2 separate regions of the Homo sapiens genome follow, and region 2 is linked to region 1. A link is a contact called in ENCODE Hi-C or POLR2A ChIA-PET data. All regions are on one chromosome and are shown on one strand. The core of a region is the stretch at or near the end of the contact, and the rest is flanking DNA. Distances in the headings are between cores, read along the strand shown. Region 1 overlaps BRD4 (bromodomain containing 4). Region 2 overlaps BRD4 (bromodomain containing 4).

What was found. Hi-C counts contacts between places; a loop is a spot of excess contacts on that map. ChIA-PET counts read pairs that join two places held with the same protein, here RNA polymerase II (POLR2A).
Region 2: a loop to region 1 is called in a map of astrocyte of the cerebellum, with 5 times the contacts of the local background. The contact joins two enhancer-like sites. A Hi-C loop is called at or near these places in 3 of 168 maps with a recorded cell type or tissue (G401, astrocyte of the cerebellum and chondrocyte). POLR2A ChIA-PET finds 5 or more read pairs at or near these places in 11 of 52 experiments (AG04450, BJ, PC-9 and 6 more).

The regions. Positions count from the first base shown.
Region 1 is chr19:15,244,179-15,250,697 of GRCh38, forward strand. It overlaps BRD4 (bromodomain containing 4), which reads right to left. Exons shown (of 20, transcript NM_001379291.1): 12 at 532-584; 13 at 53-422. Among named protein-coding and RNA genes, the nearest start is that of EPHX3, 15 kb to the left of the region's middle. RefSeq lists an enhancer at 6,366-6,519. Within about 2 kb of position 4,938, at least 28 of the 41 ENCODE cell types and tissues checked have a DNase peak (open chromatin) inside an H3K27ac peak, as active enhancers do.
Region 2 is chr19:15,298,641-15,305,930 of GRCh38, forward strand. The region is part of intron 1 of BRD4 (bromodomain containing 4); the gene reads right to left. Among named protein-coding and RNA genes, the nearest start is that of BRD4, 30 kb to the right of the region's middle. RefSeq lists enhancers at 344-871, 1,298-2,005. Within about 2 kb of position 5,914, at least 9 of the 41 ENCODE cell types and tissues checked have a DNase peak (open chromatin) inside an H3K27ac peak, as active enhancers do.

The DNA of each region.
Region 1 (6,519 bases), core at 3,688-6,187:
AAACCGAGGCAGGAAGGGGTCTCAACCCACACTGGGGCAGGCCACGGCTCACCTGGAGGAGAGACCACTGCGTGCTGGTTGAGATGGGGTGGAGTGCTGTGCTCAGGCGGCTGGGGCAGGTGAGGGGGCAGCTCAGGCTGCGGCAGGTGCAGGATGGGCTGGGTGAAGTGGCCGATGGGGTCAAAGACGCTGCCTGGGAGCTGGGGCTCCAGGACGGGCACCTGGGTGGCAATGAAGGGTGGGGGCGAGGACTTCATCGCCGGGGCTGCCTGCTGCGGCATGGAGGGTGGGGGAGGCGGGGGTGGCGGCTGCTGTTGCTGCTGCGGAGGTGGAGGCGGTGGGGGCTGCTGGGGAGGCGGGGGCGGCTGCTGGGGCACAGGAGCCGGGGCCTGCTGCATCTGCTGATGGTGGTGATGATGGTGCTGCAGACAGAGAGACAGACAGACAGACAGGCTGATGTCAGGCAGGCAGAACTGGCCCGGGCCAGACCCAACGTCCCACCTAATGAAGGATGCCCCTGAGCCCATGTACCTTCTTCTGCTCCCTCCCGGGGTGCCCCTTCTTTTTTGACTTCGGAGCCATCTCTGCAGAGGAAAAGAGAAGGTAGTGAGGCTCTGGGGGAGAAGGTGAGTGAGCTGGCCTTGGATGAAGAAAGACGAGAAAACAGGGCACTTTCAGGAGAAGGACCAGTGACCCTGAGAAAGGGCAGCCGAGTTCAATGAGGGATGAGTTGGTCATCACGGGAGAGGGAGAGACATGCGAGGCATCACCTACCCACTTGCCTGCTGCTTTTCCTAGCAGGGACTGTGCCTGAAAAAGCCTCCCCTGCCAAGCTTCAGATCACCACGGTTGCACCGGAAGCTGAGAGCTTGCCCAACGCCTCCCACTACTCAAGGGTCAGTCACTCACTATAGTGACTGAGTGCATGGCCTGGACAGCAACCTGCTCAGTTTTCCAACAACCTGTGATGGTTGCAATGGTCACATTCATCTTACAGCTGAGAAAAGTGGGGCTTCAGAAGGGAGGGGACTTGTCCAGGGTCACATGGCTAAAAAGCAGCTTCTCGGGGGCCTCCAACTGCATGGCCCTCTAAGGCCCACTCCTTTCCATCCTCCAAAGGGAAGCAGAGAGGCTCAGCTGGGGCTGAGAGCCACAGGACGGTGAGGAACATATCGGCAAGGGAAAACACAGAGAGCCCACTCCGGGAGAAAAAAAAGGAGCAGGCTGGCCTCCTGGGAATGACCAGCTACTAAAGAGGTAGATGGACCTCAGAAGTCCCTGCTTTGGGACACAGTCACCATGCTGCAGACAGAAGGCAGCATACGCCCCCACTCGTGTGGGCCGACGGCTTGGCACCACAGTAGGGTGGATGGGTCCAGGGTGTGTCTGCCCCTGAGAGGTGTACTCGAGAGCCAGCGTGCCCACCTCTGTCCTCACCCCAGAGATTTACACTAAGGGACTTTTGCCAGTTGGATGTCCCCTCACCAAACATGGATGGTGTACAAGCCCCACAGGGGGACATGAGCCCTGGCCAGTGCTCATGGGCTGGCAGGTCACAGTCGCCTGCCACCAGATGGGAGGCCGGGCCCATGGTATGGCGCCTTTTGGATTCCTGTCACTGAGAAGCACCTCATGGCACTGCCTGGCTTCGCCTGAGCTCCTTGTCAGGGTGCTGCCTCTTGCTGCTGGTGTTGGAGGACACATGCTTTGCCCAAATCCAGGCTCCTTCCACTTGGATCTGCTTCGTGGAGGGCCACGCTAAGCTTCTGTGAGGCACGTGGCCCTCAGTGCAGCATGCCACCAAAAGGGATGGGGAAGGACCTTGTGCCCTGTAAGAGCTCACCACTCCACGCCAGACAAGACACAGACACAGACCTCAGCAGCTACAGACACACGTCCTCGTACAAATGACCAGGGGCTGCAACTGGGGACACGGGGGAACCTGGGGCCCCGCCTAAAACCTGCATACAGGGCTCAGGACGCTCTGGGTCAGAGTATGACATCTGATGAGAGAGATACTGTTGTGGGTGAGACATGCCAGAAGGGAAAGCTTGAGTAGATTTGCAGTGTCAGGGCAACAGGGAGTCTGACTGCTGTGGTGGTGGGGGGAGGAGCGCTGGCTGCAGAGGTTGGCAGCCACAGGACCAGGGGGACCCTGCACACTAGGGAACTGGGAAGAAAAGGCCAGGGCTTCTCTCCTGGCACAAGGAGGTGATGGAGCCGCGCTGTCTGGGGGCATGCTGGGCACACCTTGGAGGGGACCCGGGGCAGAAGGCGGAAGGTAGGGGGAAGCAGCAGGGCCACCGTGTGAAGTCCGACTAGGAGAAGCCTCAGGGATGTGTCCAGATATAGAGTTGAGGGAAAAAGTGTGTGTGCAAGGGAAGGATATGCTGGGGCTCGCCTGTTGTCTCGTGGCCTTGGAAGAAACCTTGTTTTTTTGGTTGTAAAAGAGGGATGGTCACTCTAACCCCTCACAGCCTGCAGGCTGTGAGCAGAGGCCCATAGGAGAAGATGTAGGGACAAAGCGCAGCAGGGCCTGTGGGGGGTTCCAGGGGGCATGTCTCAGCTGCCTTGGAAAGGCCACAGGGAATATCCTGAGGACTTGTCTCCAGGGCCCCTTGCAAGTGCTGGGGCCCCCAGGCAAGGCAGGCCTAAAAAGTGGGGGAGAGAAGGCGGCATGTGCACGGCAGACCCCCAGGACCAGATGCCTAAAGGGGCTGGTGGTAGAGGTACCCCCTTCTGGCCCATGTGGTCTGAGCCTTGTGTCAGAGTTACCAGTAAAAGACAAGACAGGAAGTGCACAGCTTCACAACACACCAGCCCCAAGACACCCCCACACAAAACTCTCTAGAAAGGGTTACATGAAGATGGCCTCAAGTACGGTGTGATCTTTATTCCATGACAATCTTCAACTCAACACAAATTTCATCTTTACATAGGATGGTAATTGTACAAAGAAATAAAATGTTTTTTAAAAATCCGATTAAAACACTGATTCCACCCACCCCCCAGCCCCACTCCAGTGAAGGAGGTAATGGAGGGTAAGGTCAGGGCAGAGGAGAGGAGTCCCCATCTGCACTGAGCGGCCGCCTCCCGCCCCTCCTCAGGACCCACAGCCAGCTGGTGCGTCGAGGCCCGGCTGGCACTTCCTGCACAGGAGGCTGCCAACAAGAAGTGAGTGGGCACTGTCCTCTCTGGCTGTTCCTGGGGCACCAAGCACAGGTGACAGCTTAAGTCTAATGAGCTTTCAAGTTCAACAAGCCCTGAACGTTCTCTGCCAGATGGAAGCCCCACGGGCAAGAAGGACAGGGTCCCTGGACAGCGAGGTTGAAAGGACCCTGGAGGAGAGCTGGCTTGTGGCTATGGCCCATGTGCACACGTGTGTGCGCGTGCGTGCGTGTGTCGGGGGCAGCATGCAGGCCCGACACTGGTAATCAGGCTGCCATTTGGTCCAAGAAAGCAGAATCTTCCCAGAAAGACAATGCCAGCAGCTCCCCAATTGTCCTGTGGGAATCTGGGCATGAAGGCTCTCCTGCCTGCTCCTGTCTCAGGCAGGCGGGACTGCAACAGGAACACATCAGGCGCAGGCCAAAGGGCAGCTGAGAATAGTTTGTTTGGCAAACAGAGCTTAACTGGAAGCTGGATGCCCAGAAAGGATCAAGAGCAGCCCAGGAACTCCTGAGCATCAATGCAGGGCCCCGGGAGGCCCTGGTGAGGCCAGGGCTAGCCCCTGCTTCCACAGCAAATCTGGGGCAGTTGCAGCTGCTCAAGCCCAAGGAGCTGAGGAGAGCTGCCAGAGTTCCCAGGCAGGTGGGGAGCCTGCACCCAAGGGCTTGCCCATGGTGATAGCCCACTTCCAGTTCCAGAAGAAGGCAGGCCTCTAGGAAGCACCCACAATCTACACTTTAAAAAAGGAGAAAAAATGAAAAGCCCCTGAAACGCAGATGCAGTTCCTCAGGGGACTTTTCATGTCAGGCAGTTTTCTGCTGAGATGCTGGATTTGTGACCAAAAAAGGGCTGGTATTTATTTTTAGAGCAAAAAAGCCTATTTGTGTCTCTGGGAGGGCTTGGATGATGTGGCCACACTCGCCTGCCCCAACCCCAGGGGCTGTCGTCATTCTAAGGGACTGAAGACGGGGAAAATGTTCACACTGTTAACACCAGTCAGAGGTGTCCATGGGGCAGTCCCTGAGGGTCTGTGACACCCTCTCTGGTCCACCAGCCCAGACTCACCCCACTAGAGGAGGCGGGTGGGGTGAGGTGGGGTTGGGGGGATGATAGGCCCAAGGCCCTTCACCAGTGCCTGCCTGGCAGGTCCTGCATACTGCAGCCTGGTTCCAGGAGGTACTTTCCCTATGTGACTTGAGAAGACGGAGGCCAAAGAAACTGGGGAAATGCCCACCAGGCAACTTAAGCTTTTGGAAATGCACGGGAACAATGGAGACGAAGGAGGAAAGACTCCAAAAGGCTCAGAGTCAGCGGTGGCTCGAGCCTTACAGGGCACCAGTGAGAAGCATGCTGTGGGAAGAGCCTCACTGAGCCTTCCAGGGTCTAGAGGCCTTGCCTCTAAAGCTCCCACTCCTTATCTAGGACAGCTCTAGAGGTCAGAGTGTTCTTCCGCACACTGAACGAGAGCTCTCCTGGACTGATGTCACTGCAAGGTTCAGGAGGGAAGTAGTTAGGGTCCAAAGTCCCAGAAAAAGAGGGATGGGACAAAGAGAGAAAACATACTTGGGGTCTGGCTTTGCACACAGAGTAGCACCACATGAATGCATGTGTTGGGGATTGTCATCACCCTCCAGGAGATGCCACCCACCCAGAGGACCCCAGAGAACCAGGAAGGCTGGGCAGGACAGCCAGGCAGTCTTTACACAGAGAGGCCTGGGCGGCTGGCCAGGCAGGCAGCCTTCCCGAAGGCGGGACTAGGCGTGTGCTGCTGGACATGACTAATCCACCCCGGGGGACAGGCCCAGGGCTCTGAGGAATTCCATAACTTGATGGAGTCCTGTCCCTTTCACGGAAGAAAATGGACTTAAGCTATAGCTTGCTGGGAAGGAATCTGGAACTGAAGACCGTTTTATTAAGAGTCCGTGTCCAATGATTAGGCAGGACCTACGTAGAGGGAGAGAGAAACCAGTGTGAGAGAAATGGTGTGGAATGTACCATTTAAGTCACAAGAACAGAAGAACCGCAGACTGAGCCAACCTCCTGCGCCCTGGTGGCTGATGGGCACAAGAACGGCACTGGAGACTGGAGCCCTGCCCCGTGCCTGGCTAACCCTGGGTAGGGACAGACCCACCGCCCGCTTAGAAAGGTCACAGAGGCAGAATGCATGGATGCCTTGGAAACCGCCCCCAGCCTGCTCAGCTTCTAGAGAGTGGCCCTGGTTCCCACTAGCAAGCTCCACGTGTGCCCTGCCTGAGCGCACGCCGGCATTTCCTTTACTGCCCTCAAGTGGCTTCTTTTGAATTTGAGTGATGCCCCTGCCCTGTCCCACCAGCCAGGTGTGGCAAGCCCACCAGGCCCCTGCTGACTCTGAGCTCATCTCACCCAGGGGCTGTGCACTGTCTAGTCTCAGGAAGGCGATGCCAGCCCTTCCTCCTGGGTCTACAAGAAAGGAGGTACCAGAATGCAGGACCCCCAGTGGAGGGGAAAGAGCAAACAGCCTCATCTCTGCATTCCTCCAGATCCCCCAAACAAAAAGCTCAAACTCTAAAAAGCAGAACCTATTATATACACTGTTGAGGAGGAGAAAAAAAAGAAAAAGAAACAGGCTAAGGAATAAAGTCTTGTCCTTTCTTTCCTTTTTTGGGGTATCCAACATGGCTCCCTGGACCAGGGAGGGGCACTGGGCTTGTTCCCACCCACGTAGCAGAGCGGATGCCTCTGCTGGAGTCACGGATGCAACCGACGTGCTACTCCCTGGCCCCTGAGTGCGGGCATGGGAAAAACCCGCCCACTGGCGGCCTCTCACTCTGGGCCACATTCCACAAGGCTCGCCCTCACCCGCCCATGAAGCCCCAGAATCCCTCCAGCTGCAAATGCTGGCTGTTTGTGGGGGGAGTCACCTGGCTGTGCAGACAGAAAGGCTACTGCCCTATCTTCAAGTCTCTTCCTACTCCCCCACCTCCAGGGTCCTCACCATTCCCCTAGGTAAGCGCCACACTCTGGAGCAGGCAAGCAGCAGGCCTGGAGATGGACTAAGTCCCTCAAAGACCCTGGGGGTCAGGAAGCTGAGGCTGGTTGTGTGGTAAGAACGCCCCATGGCCTCTGTCTGCACTTCCCAGCTCAAATCTTTCCAAAACATCAAGCATTCCTTTTTCCCCTGGAGCTATTAAGAAACACCCACATGCTCCAATCCTGGGAAAAGGAAGCCAGGAAACTAAAATAGCTGGACTGCGCTCCCGTTCCAACTAGACGACCAGACCAAAGCCCAGGAGGATCTCTCACACCTCCCTGAGACCCTGTCCCAGCCCAGGTAGCTGAGGTTAAACGGGTATTCCTAAGAGGGACATAAGC
Region 2 (7,290 bases), core at 4,664-7,163, 55 kb after region 1:
AAAAAAAAAAAAAAAAAAAAGCTTGTGGTCACATCCCTTCTCTCCTCACCCCACCCTGAAAAAGAGATGAAAGAAATTCTATACAGCTTCCCTAACACTTTGAACTAAGCCAAAATTATAACAATCTACTTCCCACAACCAGAAAATCAGCTTAACAGAAAGAATGCCCAATCATTCAAATATCAATCCGACTCCGCCTAAGACCCAAAGAAAGAAAACAGGTCTCACACTAAGACATCCCCAAGCAGCCCAGGATAATTTCCTAGGATTCTGGCATTTGGGTAACTGCTGGCACATCGTGTCACCTTTACAGGTCACACCCCAGGTGTAGCAACAACCCTCTTCTGCCGGCACAGAGCCCTTCCCCAGTCATGGTGGCACCACAAACACTTGCAGTAAGTGGGCACATGGGGAGCAAACATGCTCAGCTATCATGGCTGCCCACCGGGGTGGCTAGGTATCCCCCATTTTGTAGAAATAGGCAGTGTCTTCCATCTGGGAAAGAAGAGGGGCTCTTGTCAGTCCTGTCTATTCCTGATCCACGTGTCTGTCTTAAGGGAGAAGGCCCCATCACTCTATGAGAAGTGACCATCACATAGAGAATGAACAGAATGACCCCTGCCATTTTAAAAAGAATTCCCCAAGACTAATGGTTGCTGGAGAGTTCTGTAACTTTCACAGAAACTCACACAATTCCTTTCTCATGATATATGTGCTCATATACCCATCAAAGTCTTTTACCCATCAAAGCCTGACACACTTCCACACATTCCGCACACAGATTGCTATGCTATGCCCACAGCAAAGTAATCAACTCAAGAGTCCCTTGGTGGTGGTGGTGGGTAGGGGGTGAATGAAGAAGACAGGTAAGGCCTGGGACATCCCCGCCATGGCCAAGCCCAGCTAAGAAGCTGGTCGACACAATTTTCGATTTTGTGATCCCCAGCTTCAAGCATAACTCTCAATATGGACACATGTAGAGACACACACAGAACAGGGACACATTTACAGGGACATGTTTCCATGGTTCCTTCAGTGGCCCAGCATGAGTGGATTCCTTGGTATGACGTTCTGTTTCCTTTTCCCTAAGGCAAGTCTGCATTAACCAGCTGGCTTCACTCAGGAGAGTGGGGCTCAACATTCCAGTGCTATGTGTCCTTACGGCAAGTGGCCACCCACTTCTGCACTTCACCCACCCAGGCCTGTTAAGGTTCACGAGGAAAACACGACTTAATTGCTGCTCCACAGAACTGCTGTTCTACAGAGAGCGTATGAAGAGCTGCCTCTCCATCTACAAAGAGAATCCCTTGGAGTTTGCACCTGGCCAGGCACAGTGATTCATGCCTGCAATCCCAGCACTTTGGGAGGCTGAGGTGAGAGGATCACTTGAGCCCAGGAGCTGGAGACCAACTGGACAACATAGTGAAACTCCACCTCTACTAAAAAATTTTAAAATTAGCTGAGTGTGGTGGTGTGTGCCTGTAGTTCCAGCTACTCTGGTGGCTGAGGAGGGAGGACCGCTTGAACCCGGGAGGCAGAGGCTGCAGTGAGACGTCACAGCCACTGCAACTGCTGCCTGGGCGACAGAGCAAGACCCTGATCCGATAAATAAATAAAAACAAATAAAAACCTATGTGTCGGCTGGGTGTGGTGGCTCACCCCTGTAATCCCAGCACTTTAGCAGGCCAATCACTTGAGGTCAGGAGTTCAAGACCAGCCTGGCCAACATGGTGAAACCCTGTCTCCACTAAAAAAAAAAATACAAAAAGCCAGGTGTGGCGGTGGGTGCCTGTAATCCCAGCTACTTGGGAGGCTGAGGTGGAAGAATCACTTTAATCTGGGAAGCAGAGGTTGCAGTGAGCAGAGATCGTGCCACTGCACTCCAGCCTGGGTGATAGTGGGAGACTCCATCTTAACAAAAACAAAAACAAAAAATCAAACAAAACCATGTGTGGGGTAGGGCAATCACCCGTAAGACAAAATAAAAAGATAAATATATACCAAAAAAAAAAAGAAAGAAAATGCACCTGGGAAGATGCTCCCCGTCACTAGTCATGAAGAAATACAAATCACAGCCACACTGATACCACTGCAAGACTATGTGAATCCACTGCTTCCCACCCCTAAAACCCTGACAATACCAAGTGCTAGTGAAGATGAGCAACGACTAAAACTCTCATCCACTGCTGATGAGGGCGAAAAATGATGCAACCCTCCAGAAACATCTGAGAGTTTCCTGTAAAGCTAAACATGTATTTATTCCAATGACCCAGCCATCTCACTTGCAGGTCTTTAACCAAAAGAAAGAAAAACATGTTCACACAAAGAACTGCATGTGAATAGCTTTAGCAGCTTCATTAAGAATCACCAAAAACTAGAAACCATCCACGTGTCCTTCAACTGAGAAATGCAGAAAAAGCTGGGGTCTATCCATATGATGAAACACTACTCAGCAATGAAAAGAAACAACTGAAACACTCCCACTAAGTAGTCAGATGACTCTAATAAACTATGTTAACGAAAAGAAGCCTGACTCAACCTCTACCTCCCCTGCATTGTATGATGCCATTTTCCATTTAATATGACATTCTAGAAAAAGCAAAATCATAGACACAGAAAACAGATCAATCGTTGCTGAGGAGCCGGACACGGTGGCTCACGCCTGTAATCCCAGCACTTTGGGAGGCCAAGGCGGGCAAATCACGACGTCAGGAGTTCAAGACCAGCCTGACCAACATGGTGAAACCCCGCCTCTACTAAAAATACAAAAATTAGTCGGGCATGGTGGTGCGCACCTGTAATCCCAGGTACTCAGGAGGCTGAAGCAGGAGAATCACTTGAACCCGAGAGGCAGAGGTTGCAGTGAGCCGAGATCGCACCACACTGCACTCCAGCCTGGGCGACAGAGCAAGACTACGTCTCAAAACAAAAAAAAAAAAGGCTGGGTGCAGTGACTCACGCCTGTAATCCCAGCACTTTGGGAAGCCGAGGTGGACAGATCACGAGGTCAGGAGATCGAGACCATCCTGGCTAACACAGTGAAACCTCATCTCTACTAAAAATACAAAAAATTGGCCAGGCATGGTGGTGGGCGCCTGTAGTCCCAGCTACTCAGGAGGCTGAGGCAGGAGAATGGTGTGAACCTGGGAGGCAGAGGTTGCAGTAAGCCGAAGACTGTGCCACTGCACTCCAGCCTGGGCGACAGAGCGAGACTCCGTCTCAAAGAAAAAAAAAAAAAAAAAAAAAAAAGTTGCTGAGTCTCACGCCTATGGTCCCAGCACATTAGGAGGATGAGGCAGGAGTATCATTTGAGGTCAGGAGTTTGAGACCAGCCTGGCCAACATGGTAAAACTCCATCTGCACTAAAAATACAAAAATCAGCTGGACATGGTGGCGCAGGCCTGTAATTCCAGCTACTTGAGAGGTTGAGACTCCAGAATTGCTTGAACCCAGCAGGCAGAGGTTGCAGTGAGCCAAGATTACGCCACTGCCCTCCAGTCTGGGAGACAGAGTGGGACTTCATCTCAAAAAAAAAAAAGGGGAATTTTATTGCATATAAACTTAAGAGAATAAACAAACCACATGCAGTACACCACCCTGACCCCCTTTAGACCTGGTACAGAGACCCCCCAGGACTGGGAGATGCTGCTTTGCAGGGAAGGCAGACAGACCTGCAAGTGCAGCAGGCAAGGACAGCCTGGTCTGAACCACGAGCTTCCATGCTAACCTGGGGGACTCTGAGTAACAGATGTTCTCAGCCTTGTGTTTCCTGTCTGTAAAACAGAGCAGTTCGGCCACGCACGGTGGCTCACGAGGTCAACAGATCAAGGCCAGCCTGGCCAACATGGCAAAACCCTGTCTCTACTAAAAATGCAAAAATTAGCCAGGCATCGTGGCACATGCCTGTAATTCCAGCAACTCAGGAGGCTGAGGCAGGAGAATTGCTTGAGCCCAGGAGGCGGAAGTTGCAGTGAGCTGAGATCGTGCCACTGCACTCCAGCCTGGACAACTGAGCAAGACTCCGACTCAAAAAAAAAAAAAAAAAAAAAAAAAAGGATTAAAAAATTAAAAAGTGCTTTTCTGGGCCGGGCGCAGTGGTTCACGCCTGTAATCTCAGCACTTTGGGAGGCCGAGGCGGGCGCATCACGAGGTTAGGAGATCGAGACCATCCTGGCTAAAACAGTGAAACCCCGTCTCTACTAAAAAATACAAAAAAAATTAGCCAGGCGTGGTGGCGGTCACCTGTAGTCCCAGCTACTTGAGAGGCCGAGGCAGGAGAATGGCGTGAACCCGGGAGGCGGAGCTTGCAGTGAGCCGAGATCGCGCCACTGCACTCCAGCCTGGGCCACAGAGCGAGACTCCGTCGCAAAAAAAAAAAAAAAAAAAGTGCTTTTCTGAAAGGAGGGCTCTAGTTAAGGTAAACCATGGTTCTGTGACTTGTGCTTTACACTGAGAGAACAAAGCAGCAAGACCAACAATCTTAAAGGAGTAATACACAGTCCATGTAGGGTACACTACCCCTGCATTCACATCAACTGGAGAAGAGAAGCTATTTCCAGCTCAAAGTAGGGGAAAGTTAATACATAGCTATTCAAGAGTGTTTATGTACAGACAGTTAATCTTGAGAAATCCAAATTGTGTGGCTAGAACAAAGCTACTGTTTACAATATTTTTCATACTAATGCTTCCTGGAGGACCTTCCTTGGCCCCATGTTTAAATTTTGATTAAATGTCAAACTAGTAAAACTATTTGCCTATGCGGGGATGGGGCGGGGGGAGAAGACGGTTAGGCAACACAGTGCCAAATTCAAAACTCCGTACTAGCTCTGACAGCGAACACCTTTAGATTCAGAGGAGAAAAGTAGCCTTAAACAGGACAATTCAGCCTATCTACTGAGATCATCTTATCAAAAGGAGTAACTGTCATTACAATAAAATGCAATACAACAATACAATAAAATGCAACAAAGCCACGAAGAAGGAAAAAGGCTGCCCAGCATTCTAGCACCTATTTGCACAATTAGCCCACAGAGTTACTTACAAACAATATTCCCCTTATATAGTCTGTGTTCTGTTTTTGATGGGGCACTGAATACAGAACCTATCTGCCAACTTTAACTGTAATGCGATAACCAGAGCTCACACAACCACTTCTCGACTGTTTCTGTCAGGATGTTTCCAGTTTTTTAAGTATCAACATTACAGGGTTGAGAAGGACCAACAAGCATTTGATGGCTAATGATGACAAAGTCCTTGATCAAGATGCCAGCAAGAACATTCACCACAACAGACTCCATGCAGAATGCTTGGAGTGATGCCCTCTGAGCCCCAAAGCACTTGCTCTCACATTTGACCACCAAGGTAGGATGAAAGAGCTCAGGGTACAAAGAAATATCCACTCATCCGTCACAGTGAAGGATTACCTTCATTATGTCCTCTCCAGAGGTAAACCCAAAGTCCCTCTGATCGCTAACTTTTTTACACTTACCACATAATCCCAACCCACTCTATTCTTCCGCAAGTCATTCAGAGAAGGCATACGGTGGTGACATAAATGCTGACGACTACCAGGTCCCCCGGATCTCCAGCCGTCTGTTTGTTTGCCCACAGGAACACACAGTGTGTGCTGGCAATAACTAAACAAGCTTTTCTGCCCAAGGAGGCTGAGCTCACTCAGTGCCTCGAGGCTCCCCACCATAGTTACAAGTGCTGGCCTAACCAAGCTGTGCCTGGAATCAGCCTTGTCACTGTGCCGGGGGAGTAGGAAACAGTTAAAACACATTTTTATGCTTTCATTTCTATAATAAATGCATCAGATATCACATGAAATCAGCTCTAGGACTGACTGAGCACCTGCCTGCTATACATTTTCCAGGCCGCCAGTGCCCTGCCAGGGGATGTGCTGAGCAGCCAAACCCAGCCTGGCCATGATGCTTGTAGTAAGCTGGCAGACAATGTACGAGCAACAACTTTCCCAGTTAAGCGCCAACTTTCCCTGAGTGTCCACATGCTTAGGGAAGAAGGTTGGACTTAAACCAACAAGCAATTACTGAATGCTTACTGAGACATGGGGCTCAATGTGTCTGTATGCTGTATTCCGACCTCACAAGAACCTCGCACAGGGCAGGGATTAGGGTCTCAGTTTTGCAGCCAAGGAAGCTGATGCGAGAAGAAATCGGTAATTCATCTAAGGTCACACCTGACTCCTCACCTTATACCCCCAAAAAATCATTTCCTGATGGATCAAGGGCATGAATTGGAAGGGCAAAACCTTACAACTTCCAGAAGAAAATATAAAATATATTTCACTTCAGGATAGTGTTCTTCCCACCAACCGTAAAACAAAGATTCATAAATTCACCTACATTAAAATTAAGACCATCTTTTTTTTTTTTTTTTTTTTGAGACGGAGTTGTTGCCCAGGCTGGAGTGCAATGGCGCGATCTCAGCACACCACAACCTCCACCTCCTGGGTTCAAGCGATTCTCCCGCCTCAGCCTCCCGAGTAGCTGGGATTTCTCCCACCTCAGCCTCCCAAGTAGCCAGGCAGGAGCCACCACGCCTGGCTAATTTTGTATTTTTAGTAGGGACAGGGTTTCTCCATGTTAGTCAGGCTGGTCTCAAACTCCTGACCTCAGGTGATCCACCTGCCTTGGCTACCCAAGTGCTGGGATTACAGGCATGAGCCACAGCACCCAGCCTGAAATGTTATTTCTTAATAATAAGACTTGAAAGGTGAAACTGATCCATGGGCTGCTGTATGGATGTTTTAGCAGGCACGAAAACATTCACCTCCTTGTGCATGTCCATCAGAGGTCTTGGGTGACAAGGTGCATCACCAATGAGTTGTAATATTTTGAAAAATATTTTTTCTAAGCAGTAGGTCTCAACAGCGGGCTTAAAATATTCTGCAAATGATGCTGTAAACAGATGTGCTGTCACCCAGACTTTGTTTTTCCCTTTACAGAGCACAGGCAGAGTAGATTTAGCATAATTTAGATTTACCATAATTCTTAAGGTCCTTGGATATTCAGAATGGCTAATGAGCAGTAGCTTCAACTTAAAGTCATCAGCTACAGTAGCCCCTAATGAGAGGCAGCCTGTCCTTTGAAGCCAAGTATTGATTTTTCTACAGCTATAAAAGCCTAGATGGCATTTTCTTCCAATAAACTATTTTGTCTACACTAAAATGTTTACTGTAGCCACCTTTATCAATTATCTTAGCTAGATCTGGATAACTTGCTACAGTTTTTCCATCAGCACTTGCTGCTTCACCTTGCACTTTTATGT